2 separate regions of the Homo sapiens genome follow, and region 2 is linked to region 1. Evidence: chromatin loops called from intact Hi-C (ENCODE). Cell type or tissue: mammary epithelial cell. All regions are shown on one strand.

Evidence for each region. Peaks named below come from ENCODE experiments on the same cell type or tissue, not always from the same donor. Only the 100,000 strongest peaks of a DNase experiment are listed, where the experiment ranks them.
Region 2: it touches region 1 in a loop (4-fold over the local background); 4 of 110 quality-filtered maps call a loop at or near these places.

The regions. Positions count from the first base shown.
Region 1 is chr9:133,940,684-133,948,683 of GRCh38, forward strand. The region is part of intron 1 of VAV2 (vav guanine nucleotide exchange factor 2); the gene reads right to left. Among named protein-coding and RNA genes, the nearest start is that of VAV2, 48 kb to the right of the region's middle. RefSeq lists enhancers at 3,654-4,507, 4,547-4,596, 5,257-5,366, 7,708-8,000. In mammary epithelial cell, a CTCF peak has its summit at 4,300; DNase peaks (open chromatin) are centred at 3,848 and 4,268; H3K27ac peaks cover 1,752 bases.
Region 2 is chr9:133,788,786-133,796,785 of GRCh38, forward strand. It overlaps VAV2 (vav guanine nucleotide exchange factor 2), which reads right to left. Exons shown (of 30, transcript NM_001134398.2): 11 at 7,644-7,739; 12 at 6,883-6,951; 13 at 2,998-3,084; 14 at 473-558. Among named protein-coding and RNA genes, the nearest start is that of SARDH, 54 kb to the left of the region's middle. RefSeq lists an enhancer at 4,234-4,283. In mammary epithelial cell, a CTCF peak has its summit at 4,389 (motif pointing right); a DNase peak (open chromatin) is centred at 4,466.

The DNA of each region.
Region 1 (8,000 bases):
TGTGTGTGTGTGTGTGTGTGTGTGTTTCTGAACACTCGAGATTAACTACAGTAATGACACTCCTTTATCCCTAAATACCTGAGTGTGTAATTCCTAAGAACAAGGACATCCTCTTCCATAATCACAGTACCTACAGCAAAACCAGGAAATTAACATGGACACCACACGGTTATCTTATCTATAGACCTTACTTGCATTTCCCTAATATATAAAGGACAACCAAAATGTCCTTATAGCTAAAAGAAAAAAAAAAAAAAACTGGCCCAGGTTCCAATATGGGATCACACACAGTTTCTGCTGCCATGCCTCTTCAGTCTCCATTAATCTGGTACAGTCCTCCAACAGAACTTTCTGGAATGACAGGAACGTTCTATCCATCTACCGTCCAATAGGGCAGCCACTAGACACCTGTGCCCACCAAACACTCAAATGTGGCTAGTCCGGCTGGGCGCAGCAGCTCACGCCTGTAATCCCAGCACTTTAGGAGGCCGAGGCGGGTAGATCACTAGAGGTCAGGAGTTCAAGACCAGCCTGGCCAACATGGTAAAACCCTGTCTCTACTAAAAATACAAAAATTAGCCGGGCGTGGTGGCGCACACCTGTAGTCCCAGCTACTCGGGAGGCTGCGGCAAGAGAATCATTTGAACTCAGGAAGCGGAGGTTGCAGTGAGCCGAGATCGCACCACTGCACTCCAGCCTGGGTGACAGAGCGAGACTCCGTCTCAAAAAAAAGAAAAAAAAAAGGTGGCTACTGAAAACCTAGATTGCTAATTTTAAGTTAAATTTTAAAGCTACATGTGGCTAGTAACTGCTAGCTTAGACAATGTGAGTCTAAAACACTCCATGATCTTTGTTTTTCACGACCTGTTAATTCTGAAGAATACAGACATGAAAGGACAAATCCTGTGTGAGTCCACTTTTTTTTGGGGGGGGGGGGGGACGGAATTTCGCCCTTGTTTCCCAGGCTGGAGTGTAATGGTGTGATCTCGGCTCACCACAACCTCTGCCTCCCAGGTTCAAGCGAATTCTCCTGCCTGAGCCTCCCGAGTAGCTGGGATTACAGGCACGCACCACCATGCCCAGCTAATTTTTGTATTTTTAGTAGAGACGGGGTTTCTCCACGTTGGTCAGGCTGGTCTCCAACTCTTGACCTCAGGTGATCTGCCTGCCTCAGCCTCCCAAAGTGCTGGGATTACAGGCGTGAGCCACCACGCCAGGCCGTGATTCCACTTTCATGAGGCCCCTGGAGTCGTCAGATCCACAGAGAGAAAGGAGAATAGTGGGCGCCCTCGAAGGGCTGAGCGATGGGGTGGTTTCGTGGGGAACAGAGCTCTTGCTTGGGAAGACCAGAGAGTTCTGTGGATGGTGGTGATGGTGCTTGCCAACAAAGTGAATGTGCTTGACCCTACTGGACGGTGCTCTAGAGGAAAACCGGAGAAGACACTGAGTTTTACGTTATGTGTATTTTACCACAATACAAAGATTAATTAGAAGAGACACAGAGAGACATGGAGACACAGACCCACGAGGAGTGCATGTGAGATGGGCCCCTTTCCTTAGCAACTGGGAGTGACACAGCTGTGGGCCAGCCACTCCAAGGGTGGCCACCGTTGCCAGAAGCGGGAGAGGGCGTGGGACGGGCTCTCCTCCGTGGCCCCACGAAGGAGCTGTTGCTGCCACACACAATTGATTCAGGCTGCTGGCCTGCAGCCCTGGGAACAATAAGGTTCTGCTGCTTAAAGCCACCACGGTCGATGGTGCTTGGTTAGGACAGCCCCAGACACTGGAGCTGGGAGCAGGCCTGAGCCGGGGCAGGGGCTACGCCCTCTCGCTCATCTGCGCGGCTGCATGTGCTGCAGCTTCCAGCCTGGCGTGACTATTTTTTGAATATGGCTTGTCTGTAATTTCCACTAAGCATTTATTTTCATTCTTCCTCAGCCTCCCAAGTTTAGAGTTAATTACACAGATCCCAACCATAATCACAGCCGGCCAGGCCCAGGCTTCCTTTCGGGCACAGGATGGGCCCAGCGCACCCCTTTCCCATGGGCCCAGCAACTGCTGTGCCTGGCCCGGCCCCACCCGTGGCCACTCTGGCCACCCTAACCTTTAAGAAGTCCTCCTGGTGCAGCTCTGGGCCCAACCCAGGGTGGTCTCTGCAAAACTGAGCCACACAGGCTGATGCAGATGGCAGGGACAGGGACTGCACGGACGGGGATGGCAGAGACCGGGACAAAGCCTGGGGGCCACGTCAGGCTCCACCTCGAGGGAGGCCACACACGGCCCGGCCTCCCTTCAGGGAGCATTTCCTGTGCTTTCTACAGTTCATCCCATTTTCCACAAAGGGAAACTGAGGCACAGAGAGTTAAGGACGTGGGCACCTGACCAGAGGGCGGCAGCGCCAAGAATGAAGCCATGTCGACATCGGCCAGGGCAAAGGCCCTCTGAGAGGACGGGCGTGTGGGCAGGCACCAGGTCCCTCCTGCCATCCCTGTACCCCTTTCCTCAGTGGCCTGGTTTGCAAGGTCTGTGGTCGCTCTGGAGCCAATCAGAGCCTCAAGGTCCAGGTTCTAGACAGAGACCCTGACGGTTGGCAGGGACCGGACCCAAGGCTGAGGTTGCTGCAGGTGCATCATGGCCACAGGGGCCCACTGAGGACACAGGCCGAGGGACAGTGGCAAAGGGAGGCCCAGATGGTGGTCAGCGCCAGGTGAAAAGTCCCCTGTCCACGCCCAAGCTATGAAGGCTGGCTTCAGCTGTCACCTGTGGCTGCAGGAGCAAGCGGCATTCTTCTCTCTCATTGATCCAACCTGGCCTTCGGGACCCCCCACAAAGGCAGCCACTGCTTCCCCCAGCATCCTGGACTTTAAGTCCAGCTGAGTGGCCACAGCAAGGGTCTGTCCCCAGAAAACAAGCCCTGTGACAAGGGTCCCAGGGCTGAGTGCCCTCTCCCCCAGGCTGGCGGCTATGGGGTCCCCACTGTGTTTGTTTAGGGCACTCTGAGGGGGCATGGGCTACCCCACCTCCTGCTCCCCACAGCCCCAGACTGCAGGGAGGGCTCCCGCCCCTGGGCCCCAAGAATCCCTTGTCCAGGCTCTGGCGCTGCAATGAGAGGCAGCGTGTAGTGTGCCCTGGAAACGTCAGCCCCTTTCTCTCCGGCCCATTCATCGGCAGCCGCAGATCTAATCAGGCTGAAATCGGATTAGTGTGGTGACACAGGCTCCATGCCCAGTCGCCCACCTCCCCAGGTTCAGCTGCACTGTCCTTCAGCTCTTGCAAGGCGCCAGGGCGGGGTGTCACAGACAGGAGAGGCGGCGCAGGGCCGGAGAGCCAAGACCCCAGAGCCAGGAGCCCAGGTCTGAGCCACAGGTGAGGCCCGAGGGCATCCTGGATGGCAAGCTTCACCGGCCAAGCTCACATGCTCACAGGACAGTCACGTCTCTTTAGGGTCTCTGAAACAATCTATTGTGATGGGGACACAATGGCAGGGACAGGCCTCTCTGCCCTGCAGAACCCACGGCAGCCCACCGAGAGCAGGGGCGCCCTTCAGCCTATGTGGGCCCTTCCACTGCCCCTTACTGGCAACGGGTCACCGGCAGTGCTGGAGTGGGAAACAGGACAGGCCTGCCTCGCCCTCCAGAGCTGGCATCTAGCCGGCATGACCTGAGAGGGGTACAAAAGGGGAAACTAAGCCGGGGGAGGCAAATCCACTTGCCTGAGTCACATAGCCAGCAGGCCTCAGCTGGGGAGCTGCAGTTTGAACACAGGTGGCTTGGCCATCGACCCCTGGGCAATGGTGATGGAGTAATAGCAGAGCCTGACAATGACCACAGGCAGGGAGGATGCTGACGTGCACAACAGCCAACTCACTCACCACCTGCAGAGCCTGTGAGGTGTGCACTGGCCCACTGCACAGACAGACAACCAAGCTCCAAGCAGTGAGCTCATGGGTAGGCCCAGGATTCAGGGGCAAATGGAGTGGCCGGGATGCAAAAGGGCAGCAGGCCCCCGCCTAAGGGGATGCAAGAAAGTCCTGTCTCGCCAAGGACGGCAGCACAAGGCCTGCGTCGTCAAGGCAGGTGCCACACTGTCTCAGGGGCTGACTCCTGGGCCCCAGCTGGACCATGCAGGAGGAGCGTGGGGCCGGGCTGACCTTTATGGGAGGTGACCCTCGCTGCTCCCTCCTCCCAGGAGAGCTCGGGCAAGTCTCCTCATGTGCACAGTGAGGCTCTGGCACAGAGCTCCAGGCCCTTCCGGCCAAGACTGGCTACGCGTCTCGGTGCGCTGACTCACAGTGATTATAGGCGCTCCACGGCCGCCAGGTTTTCCAGAAGGCCAGGCACTGGGCTAAGAGCTCCCTTGAGTCACTGCAGCAATTCCTAATTTACAGATGAGGAAACTGAGGTTTCAGGAGGTCAGCTGGCCTGCCCAAGGTCACTAGCAAGGATGTAACTGAGCTAACAATGGATCTGGGATGGTTTGACCCCCAAGGCCAGACTGCTGGCCTCTAAGCTATCCTGTCTATGGGTTTCTGGGCAGGGAAATCCCATTATTTTTTCTTTTTTAAAATGACAACAGTACTTTGACAAAAACTCAGTCTGTTCAGAGGAGATGGGGAGGCACTGAGTGTAGGAGCCCGGCCTTTGGGCTTGAGGGGCAGGCCCCACCCACAGAAACCAAGGCTTAGGAATGGGGCCAGAGAGGAGGGGGCTGACCTGATTGATCGGCACATAATAACTAACTAGCACGCATGCGCCATTTCACAGCCCACTAGCACTTTCACATCCACATTTGCTCCGTCAGATGTGGAAATGGAGGCCCCAGAAGGCAGGTGACCCGCGATCTGAACCCAGGCCCGGTTCCTCTCAGGATGCCCCCAGCCTCTGGCAGGCCCATGCCCGGGAAAGTCCCTTTGGCTGCCCCACCAGGAAGGTCAGGGGCCCGGGTGTCCTCAGTCCCAGGAGTGGCACTCAGCTGGGGGTGGGGTCCTGCAGGGAAAGCCCCAAGCTGGGGTCTCCAGATCGCCTGGCCCAACCTTCCCCATCCATGTAGATCGTCACCAACAGGCAGGGCTCCTCCCAGGTCTCTGGCTGGCATCCCTGAACCACCGACTCCTGTCCTGCACAGTCCTACCTCCCCCTGGCCTCTTGCACACAACCACATTCCAGTGCAGACCCCACAGCAGGTGCTCCAGGTGGGGACAACCCAGGCCTGCTCCCACTCAACAGCCACACAGCTTCTCTGTACCTCAGTTTCTCAATCTGTAAAATGGGCAAGGAGAACCCTGCCCTCTGACTCCCACGATGCTGGGACTCTCACTCAAAGAGACTGTACTGAGGCCATCTCACTGGGGAAGTCCAGAAGTCCCCTGAGACATTGGTCACTGGGAGAGCTGGCAGGGGGGTTGGGGTGCCACAGTTAGCTGGAGCTGAGGAGCAGCCACAGTGCACGAGAACCTGGGCCCTTCATCACCATGGTCCCACCCTGGAGCTGTTAGCCCGCCACCCCGCTGGCCTTTAGTTCGCAGCAGAGCTCCTCAAGGCAGCTGCCAGGGACTGGGGGAGGGACACAGGCCGACAAGGGACTTCTGGGGCCTGGCCTCAGGCTCTCTGCTCATGGCCAGAGCAGCCCAGCAACTGGGAGGTGAAGACCCCCACCCCATGTGCTCCTTGCTGCAAAAGGGAACCTGGGCACCACAGCCCTGAAAGCAACAGGGCACCACAGCTTCTGGGCCTCAGGAGAACAGGCACTCTCTTTTCAAGCCTCTGGGTCTTTCTGAGCAAGCTGGGGGTCTCCATGTGCAGCCTCCACGCCCTGCGGCAAAGGCTCCAGGAAGTACCCACAGACATAGATAGACATAGTGCGTTTTCTTGAAATACTTCAACAAGTGTCACTAACACTGCGCTTAGCAGAGACCGATTGCACGCCTGGCTGCTCTGCTTCCAGCTGGAGTGGTGCTGACTCCCTGGGGCCACAATGCTGCGTCGTGCTGATCAGAAGCTCTGACTGGCAGCTGAGGATGTCTTTGATCAATAAAAAAATGGGAAAACAAATTAATTTCCTGTTTTATTTATGCCATGCTCATTCCAAAAACCACTTAAAATAGCTTGATTACTATTCAACAGATGCAGCTTGATGGAATGGATCAAATTTGGGGCCCATCAGGTAGATAAACAGGTGACCCTGGGTGACAGGCTGGCCAGGTGCTCACGGAGACAGGAGCTGACGCCGTTTGCTCCCTCTGGGTCCCAAATGCCCTGGACAATGCCTAGCCCATCACACGGGCTCAGTATCTGGTAGACGAACAAATGAACCAATGAATTAATGAATGAACAAATGAATGAATGTCTAGGAAGCACTCTTAGGTGTCCTCTGACTGCTGACACCTCTCAAAGGGCCCTGCTTTCTCCTCAAGCAGCAGAGAGTCCACGATGCCTTCCAAGACGTCAGGGGCCCCCAAGGACAGCCACTGCTGCTTAGGTGGCAACCTCGCTTCCAGAAGCATCTCTTCCGAAAACAAGCAAGCAGGTGAAAGGTAGGGTCTGGCCTCGACCCCTTATTCCTGCACACATCAATGTCACCTGCACAACTCTACACACCACCCCACCAGGGACCCATTAGCTGGTCAGATCCAATAACCACTCTAGCAGGGGGCGGGGGTGGTCCCTTATCACCCATTTTACAGATGAGGAGACCGAGACTCAGGGAGGCCCGTATCTGCTTTAAAACTGGTCTGTCGTTGGGCGCGGTGGCTGACGCCTATAATCCTGGCCCTTTGGGAGGCCAAGGCGGGTGGATCACCTGAGGTCAGGAGTTTGAGACTATCCTGACCAACATGGTGAAACCTCGTCTCTACTAAAAATACAAAATTAGCCAGGCGTGGTGGCGCATGCCTGTAATCCCAGCTACTCAGGAGGCTGAGGCAGAAGAATCGATTGAACTCGGGAGGTGGAGGTTGCAGTGAGCCGAGATCATGCCATTGCACTCCAGCCTGGGCAACAAGAGCAAAACTCCGTCTCAAAAAAAAAAAAACAAACTGGTCTAACTTGACAGTCATCATGAACACTGAGAGGCTTCCCAGGCCATCACCAGGGCCCCCGCGCTATGGCCTTTGTGAGTGTGTGTGTGAGACAGAGTCTCACTGCATCAACGAGGCTGGAGTGCAGTGGCGTGATCTCGGCTCACTGCAACCTTCACCTCCCAGGTTCAAGCGATTCTCCCGCCTCAGCCTCCCGAGCAGCTGGGACTACAGGCCTGTGCCACCAATGACGAGCTAATTTTTGTATTTTTAGTAGAGACAGGCTTTCCCCACGTTGGCCAGGCTCGTCTCAAACTCCTGGCCTCAAGTGATCCACCTGCCTCGGCCTCCCAAAGTGCTGGGATTACAGGTGTGAGCCACTATGCTCAGACCGCACTGAGCCCTTAAAGAGAGGCTGCAGTGCGGGGCTCCCAAGGCAGATGTCCGAGGCCACTCCAGCTCATTCACTGCTCCAGGCAGGGAAAGCACAGCTCAGCCAGGGATTGATTGAGGAGTGTCACGAGTTGATTTTGTCTGGACAATTGAACTTCCTTCGCTCGGGCCCATTTCCTCAGCTCCGCACGCACCAGGACCAAGGCGTCAGGCCAGCAGGCTGAGTAATGAACCTGACCCGCCTTTGCGCATGGCCTCGCATGAGTGTCCCCCTTCGCCCAGCTGGGGTGCGGAGCTGCTCTACCTGCTGTGATCTGGAGGAGTGGGGTGGTGTTTTCTTCGTGCATATCAAGGTCTTCGGGGGCCAGCCTTGCCCCCAGGTCAGGGGCAGGCGACTGGCAGAGAGAGGGGCAGGCCAGATCAGCAGGGCAGGCGGCCCGCGTGCCCTCAGGAGTGGAGCTCCCCCCACCAAGAGCAAGCAGCTTGAGCCATGGCTGCTACATTTGTCCACAGGAATGACAGAAAGGGCTGCAACAACAGCGTGTCTCGTTTCACTATTCTGTAAAGGTTTCCAGCATTCTCAGTCTCACTA
Region 2 (8,000 bases), 150 kb before region 1:
TACTCCCAGTTGATCCCGCGCTGGACTGGGAGCCTCAAGAGGGTGGGACCCAGATCTGCTGTGACCCCTGCCCCAGCACACAGTAGGTGCACAAGGAGGGCCCTGGACAAGCCTGGGCCACCGTGCGCCTGGACACTCTCCGGCAGTCATTTGGCAAAGAGCCCATCCGACCACTCTGGGCCTGTCTTGGGTTCCTGGAGGCTGAGCATTGGCAGTGAGGGGCCTGGCCCTCATCTTTGGCTGCCCCAGCCCAGCCTGGTGCCCGCCACAGGCACAAAAGCCCCACTGCTGTGGCGCCCGCTCGCTGACGAGAAGGAAGGAAGCAATTAAAACTGAACAACACAAAGCCACCGCCAGGCAGCTCTTTCCACAGGAAGGCCTGGCTTCCAGAGCCACTTAGGAGTGGCTCCCTGGGAGGGAGAGCCAGACCCTGGCGGGACGCCACCCAGCCCACAACACGCGCCCTGCTCACCTGTCCTGCTTGGTGTGGTTGACTATGGACCGGACTTTCAGTTCCCCGTCAATCTTTGGTCTTCCAAATTCCTCCAGTTTCACTTGCTGGGAAGAAGGAGAGGGGCCGTCAGCCGGGGCTGGAGCAGCCCCAGTTCTCCTGACCGCACGGGCAGGGCAGACTGTCGTGCACCCAAGGGAACTCCCCACAGGCAGCAGAGGCGGGACGAAGGGAAACAGCCCCTGTGGCTCCCAGCTGGTGCTCAGGATGGACGAGGGAGGGTGCAGAAGACCGGGAAGGGACTGGGCCTGGCAGCTTCTCTCCCTTTCCTGGCCAGCCCTGCCAAGGGGCTCCCTTCAGCTCTGGGGACAAAGGGCGATTGACGGTGCCGGTTGTGTTCACAGAGGCCGCCGCTGTGTGGAGCCCCAAGCGGGACCCGGTCGGAAAAGCCAGAAGCCCAAGCCCCACGTTCAGGAGAGAACAAACAGCGCCTATCTGCTGCAGGGCGGGTGGGGCCGGGGTCCTGCCAAGGGTGAGGCTTCGACTCAGACCCCTGTGTGGTTCGCTGAGGTTCATTTTCGTTGTCTGTCTGGTTTTGTCTCTGTGACTCTTCTGATTCAGAGAGAGCTTCTCTTGACATGTTCCCTGCGTGGCTTTCAAAGTGTCCACACAGACAGGAAAAGGTGGAGGAAAATGCTTCAAGACACGAACAGGGCCCTGCCTGGGAGGTGCTCGAGGCACAGGCTCAGTGTCTCCTTCCAAGGTCTCAGCCCCAGAGGCTGCAAGGACAGCTTTGGTGTCACATAGTCCCAGTCAACTTGCTCCAGGCCTCTGATCTCAGCTCTCACCACCTTCCCTGTGGCAATGGGATTCAGAGCCAGGACTGGGTACAGGGCCTGGCTCATGGGGATGCTCGACGCCTGCTGGCCATGCTGTTTTATTCTTGTTGTTGTCGTTTTTGAGATAGTCTCACTACGTCACCCAGGCTGGAGTGCAGTGGCGCAATCGTGGCTCACTGCAACCTCTGCCTCCCGGGTTCAAGAGATTCTCCTGCCTCAGCCTCCCAAGTAGCTGCGATTATAGGCACCCGCCAGCACGCCTGGCTAATTTTTGTATTTTTAGTAGAGACAGGGTTTTACCACATTTGCCAGGTTGGTCTCGAACTCCTGACCTCAAGTGATCCTTCCACCTCAGCCTCCCAGAGTGCTGGGATTACAGGCATGACCACCGCGCCCAGCCTGTTCTTGCTGTTTAATGAACAAGTATTACTTCTATGTAAAAACTTAAAAAACAAAACAAAACGAACTTTTCTCCTCACGTCCTGCTCACTGTACGCATTTGTGACCGCCTCGCGCAGGAGCTCACGGCAGCACGGACCCGCCAGGTGCTGATGGTGCAGGGTGCGGCCGTCCTTGGCCTCCTCTGCACCCACACATTTTAATTTCTTTCTAAAATGAAAGATGAAGGGGGCAGTATCATAATGCCCTTCAGAAGCTTATTTTTTTTTTCTTTCATCGCCGACGTATCGCAGGTGCTTTTCCGTGCCCCACGTTCGCGGAGGGCATTCTCTTTGTGCTGCTGGCACCGGGTGGGTGTGGCCTGGCCATCGGGGACCTTCCCCTGCCAGCTTCATGTCAGTGAAATCACCAGGGTGAAAATGTTTGTGATTCACCACCAGGGGTAATTTTGCCACCCAAAGGACCCTCTGGTAATGTCCAGAGGCATATCTGGTTGGCATTACTTGAGGGGGTGGGGGTGCTACTGGTGTCTGGTGGGTGGCAGGCAGGTACACTGCTCCACATCCTGTAACGCACAGGGGCAGGTCCCACAACCAAGAATGATCCAGCCCCAGACGTCAGCAGTGCTGAGGTGGAGAAGCCCAGGTTAGAACCAGCAGATCCTCGGGAAGTCGGCTCCGGTCAGCACAGACCAGGGAGTTTGCTTCCTGGGGTGGCGCATCCCCTCTCCCCAGGCAGGACGAGGTGACTGACTCGGTAGCCCAAGCCTGGCCTCTGCAGGGCCAGACTCTGGGGAGCCCCAGGAGGTGGCAGCCCTGCCTGATGGGGTCCGAGGAGCAGAGGCGACTGCCGGCCCCACCGAGCCTGGGCCCAAACCCTGTCCATTGCCCCTGGAGGGGAGAGTCAAGGTGAGGGTGGGCCAGGGGTCCACGAACCAGGGGGCGTCTCCTGCCCCTGGGAGACACAGTTCTCCTCTTGGACTTGAAGGGGTCTTCTGTCTAGGCTTGGGGGAGAAGGGGGGCTGGGCAATGAATACAGTCCCTCCCCTGTCCCCTCCCCTCCCCGTCCCCCTCCCCCCGAGCACAGGCAGTCTTCAGTGCACAGGGCACTTGGGTTGGCTGTCGTGGGCAAGGAAGCGTGGATGCTGGGGGTCTGAGATCAAACTCAGAAGTTGCCGGGCACCAGCCTCTCAACAGGCAGCCATGGTGTGGCTGCCCATGGAGCTCACTCAATACTGGGGCTGTGAACGTGACTTTATAGGTACGTCCTCATCGACCTTCCCTAGCCTGAAGAGTCAGTCTCACTCACCAAATTTTCTATAGAACTCTGAAATTCGCTGATTTTCCTCAAGGTCTCCTTGTCCCGTTTAACTTCATTGATGTACATCGCCAAGTCCTTGAAAACAAGAGGCAGAGGTGAGCGGGCTGTGCTGGGTGGGGTGTGTGTGACTGTGTGTGTAAGCAGGCTGTACTGGGTGGGGTGTGTGTGCATGTGAGCGGGCTGTGCTGGGTGGGGGGTGTGTGACTGTGTGTGAATGAGCTGTGCTGGGTGGGGTGTGTGTGTGTGAGCATGTGTGAGCGGACTGTGCTGTGGTGTGTGTGTGTGAGACAGCATGTGTGTGTGAGCGGGCTGTACTGTGTGGGGTGTGTGTGAGCGGGTTGTGCTGGGTGGGGTGTGTGTGACTGTGTGTGTGTAAGCGGGCTGTACTGGGTGGGGTGTGTGTGACTGTGTGTGTGAGCTGGTTGTGCTGGTTGGGGTGTGTGTGACTGTGTGTATAAGCGGGCTGTACTGGGTGGGGTGTGTGGTATGTGAGCGAGCTGTGCTGGGTGGGGTATGTGTGTGTGATTGTGTGTATGTGTGAGTGAGCTGTGCTGGGTGGGGTGCATGTGTGTGTGTGTGTGAGCGGGCTGTGCTGTGGTGTGTATGTGTATGAGTGATTGTGTGAGAACATGTGTGTCTGAGTGGGCTGTACTGGGTAGGGTGTGTGTGATTGTGTGTGTGATTGTGTGAGCAGGTTATGCTGAGTGGGGTGCGTGTGATTGGGTGTGTGTTATTGTGTGTGTGTATGTGAGCAGGTTGTGCCGGGTGGGGTGTGTCTGACTGTGTGGTTGTGTGTGTGAGCAAGCTGTGCTGTGCAGGGTGTGTGTGTGTGAGCGTGTGTGTGCATGCACGCACATACATGCAGGAGCTCAGCCCCCAAGGGACCCCCCCCCCCACCCCCCACCCAGCATCCAGGCACCGGGCGTTTCTGGACCTTCTTCCTCCATCCTGCCGGGGAGGCCGCCCTCGAGACAGGAGGGCTGAAAAACATCACCTCTGCATGACAGATGAGGAAACTGAGGCAGGAAAGGGAACACACTGACCGAGAGCCACACCTCGTCAGTGATGATGCCAAGAGCCCCAAACTCCTGGCTGGTGCCACTTCTTTCTACCCCATCACGTGGTCCCTCTTAAACATCCTAATAGAGGGAAGCAGCCCTGTGTGTGGGAGCCACATCAGGCCACATAAGAGCCACCTAGACTTGGGCTGACCTATGTCCCTGTTCTTGGGAAGCTTCCCCCTCCCCAGCCTCTCTAAGCCACAGCCTCCCCTTGGAGCCTGGACAGAATGAGGGGTCAGGAAGTCCCTCTCTCCACGGGTCTGGCCACCCCCACTCCGGCGCCTGCCTGCCGTGCTGCAATCCTCGTGCTGGCCACCAGAGAGCAGTGCCCACTTCAGTCCAGAAAACGCAGTGTCCAGACCTGGCCCACAGCGGAACCCAAGGGAGCCGGCCACGTGGGCGGTCCTGGCCCTGCCCCCCGAGAGCAGCGGGTGGAATTCCCCAAAATGCAAGTGACCAGCCAGGGCCAGAGCCAGAGCCAGAGCCAGGTCTTCAGCAGGTTCCCATCCCTCCCGCCCTTCCTCGTTCCTAGAAGACCTCACCATTGGCTCCCCACCCACCCCGCAGGAGGGAACTTCCTGGGGAGGCTGCAGCACGCTGTCTGAAAGGGGTGTTCCGTTTTCTTGTCGTTGTCCACTTGCCTTTAAAATAAGGAATAAATTCCCAGAGACAAGGACCCCAGTAGCAAGTCTGGAGCTCAGGACCACCCCCCTCCCAAAGGCAGAAACATTACAACTGTGACCACCGCGGCCCCTGCGTGCACCTGGCCCAATGCCTGGCATGAAATAGGAACAGATGGAAGTTGCCCGAATGAATGAGCAGGTGAGGGAAATGTCTGTACTTTGATACAGAGGCAGGACTGCAGTCAGCTCATGGAGCTTGGACCTAAAACCGCAATTCCCTTGGAGACAAACCTCAGGCCCACAGCGGCACGGGGGCTGATTCTCAAAGACGCTGCCGTACAAGGAGTGAGCCCTCAGTCCCTAGGGGAAATCAAGCCCAGGTACAGCGACGACTCCCATAGTGGCTGCATGAATGACTTCCTATATAAATTGGGAATGGATCAAAAGACTTCTAAAATCCCCCCAGCCCTGAAGTTTCATGATGAGGTTCGGTGGCTCTCAGAAAGGCAGACGCACACCCGCAAGTCACCGAGTACTTTGTGCAGCACCGTGAGCTACACTCCTGGGAAACCATCCCGTCGAGGGGCTCAGAGCCACTCGCCAGCCAGACACCGAGTGCTGAGAGTATGAAACGCAAGACCACACTCAGGGCCCGGGTGCACGGCCCACTGCACCTGCTGTCACTGTCTCAGAGCCCCCGAGGACGCATCCACGCTGGCTCACACACCGTGGCTCACAGCAGACAGGCCAGAGCAGGTGTTGGAGAGGGGCGGCTTGGGGGCTGCAGAGCTGACACCGAGAAAGTTCTGTCAGCCCGTCATGGCAGGAGGCTTTCCTGGAGCATTCCTCAGGGTGCTCGCTGCCCAGTGCAGCCGAGCGGGAATCTGAAGGTCTCTGGGACCACCTCCCGTGCCCACACACGAGTGCCCACAGGATTTGGAGTAAATTTCTCCCCGAGCACAAGCCCTGCTCAGAGAACCTCTTAGCACCGGCGGCCAAGCACTGGCCCCACTCCCGTCCCAGCCCAACAGCAGCTATAGACAGAGACAGATTACAGCCCCTCCCCCACCCAGAGGGAGCTCCTTAAATGAGGTACCTGGGAAAGGAAAAGGGGGCCCAAAGCCCAGGGGGGCTGCCCAGAGGGCAGGGGCCAGGTGTCAGAGGGCAGGACTGCAGCCCTGAGGGGGGCTGGCAGAGGTGTCCTGTGCTCCCGACGAGGGAGATGTGGGGGGGGTCGTCATCCCTCCACCCAGATGCAGCTGGAGGGGACCTACCACATGCCAGGTGCTGTGCCTGGCCTGGGGACACAGGTGACTATGGCTGACACATGCCTGGCTGGGAAGGAGATGGCACGAACAAGTGTGTCCAGGAGGAAGAGTGCCACCCACGAGGAAGCCAGTTCCCTGAGGACAGAACCCAGTGGGGGGCGATCCTCCCTGGAAAACGTTCTGTCCACAGTGAAGGCAGGATGAGCAGGACGTGGCCAGGTGACGAGGAGGAGGGTGCACCTGAGCCAACACCCGGAGCCGGGGAAGTGCAGGGCACGTGCAGGAGCCTGGGAGGGATCAAACCTGCCTGGAACTGTGCTGAACACAGCTGCGACATCAGGGGCAAGTATCCTGCAGAAGGCCGGGAGTGCCAGAGTGAGGAGCCCATGCCTGCTTCATGGGCAGAGGGAGCCACGGAAGGTTTCTGAGCAAGGGAGTGGCATGAGCTGAGCTCACCCGGACAAGGGGAGAGAGGGAGGCATGGCTGGCTGGGGGCCCTCGAAACAGCCAGGAGCGAAGGAGCTCCCCAGGCAGGTAGCTGAGAGATGGCACCGGAGGTGGCATTTTAGAAGCAGAAGCCTCAGTGCTGGGAGTGAGAAGCACTGGGCCAGAAAGCCCAGAATGGAGGCCAATGCCTGGGGGAAAAGCAGGGGGAGGGGAGGCTCAAGGGAGGTCTTGTTGGACAGGTGAGGTTAGGACTCGGGACACCTGAGGGGGCACCTGACCTGCAGTGCCCTCCACCCGTCACCTCTACCTCCTGTGGGTCTCACCCACTGCCCTGCCCTGCCCTGCCCCAACTCCTGCTGTCCCAGGAAACTGTCCACAGTCAAAACTGAGGCTCGTTAATGAGCCCAATTCCAGTCCAAGAACACGGGCTAAGCCAGACGGTGGCTTCTCCCCTGCCTCAGTTTACCCACACACCTGCATGGCTTCCAGTGCTTCTTTGAGCTGCTGCCTCTCAGGCCGTTCCGCAGAATGGCTCAGAAGCTCCTGGAAGGGTGAGAAGAGTGTCATGTGTTACCACTCGGGGGTTCTGGCCTCTGCCCTGGCCCCTACCTGGGGCAGGAGGTGTGCACAGAACCAAGTCCTCAGAAGAAAGCCACCCCCACCCGCCAGCCAGGCTGGGTTTGGCTGCCCGACACCAAAGGACAGAGAGTGACTCCTCCACAGGGGATACCCCACTTCTTGGCAGGGGCGCTCCCAAACCTTGTGGATAAGGGAAGGGAGTGACCGTGAGAAGGGCCATGAAGGCAGCAAAAAGCAAGGCGCTGTGCCAGCATTCCACGGGAAAAGGGCCTCGCAAGGTGCCGGGCAGAAACCACCGCCTTCCCTCCCAGGTCTGGCTTTCCTGAAGCCCTTCCATGTCCATTTCTGCCATGGCCACCAGGAAGCTCAGAGACCAACCACAGTAGCTTTCTTATTCCTGGTGTGAGGACGCTTTTCTGTCTCTTTCAGTTTTCTGACCTCTTTAGTGATTGGACTCATCATTTTCCTCTGTGTATTTACTGTGATAATCGGCCATCACATGCATTGAGCGGTGATTATGAGCTAAGCATGAACTGACTTGTCTATATTCAACTTAATCTGTCTGTGGGCTGCAACCTATACCCCCTGGAAGCTGCCAGCCCTCATCTGACTCCAGCAGTGATGACCCCGCAGGCACCCGGGGCCCAGAGCCTCACCTTCAAGAGCAGGTGGTATTTGAGCACCCTCTGCATGGGGACCACCAGCAGGTCTTGCAGCTTAAATTTTCCATCCTGGACCTTCAGTGTGCACTCCTGGGAGGGCGACAGGGCGATGGGAGAGCCCTCCCCGAGGAAAGCCTGAACCCACCCACCTGTACCCCCGCCCACAGAGAGGGGAGACCTAAGCCCAGAACTCAGGCCCAGACGTTTGGCCCTTCTCTAGCCAGGCTCCCGGAACCAGTCCATGCACCAGGTGTGTGCAGAGGGGGGGGCTTCACAACACATGGCTCCCACCCTGCCGTGTCTGCACTGGCCACACTGGGACGCAGTGAGACACGTGCGATGCTACGGAAA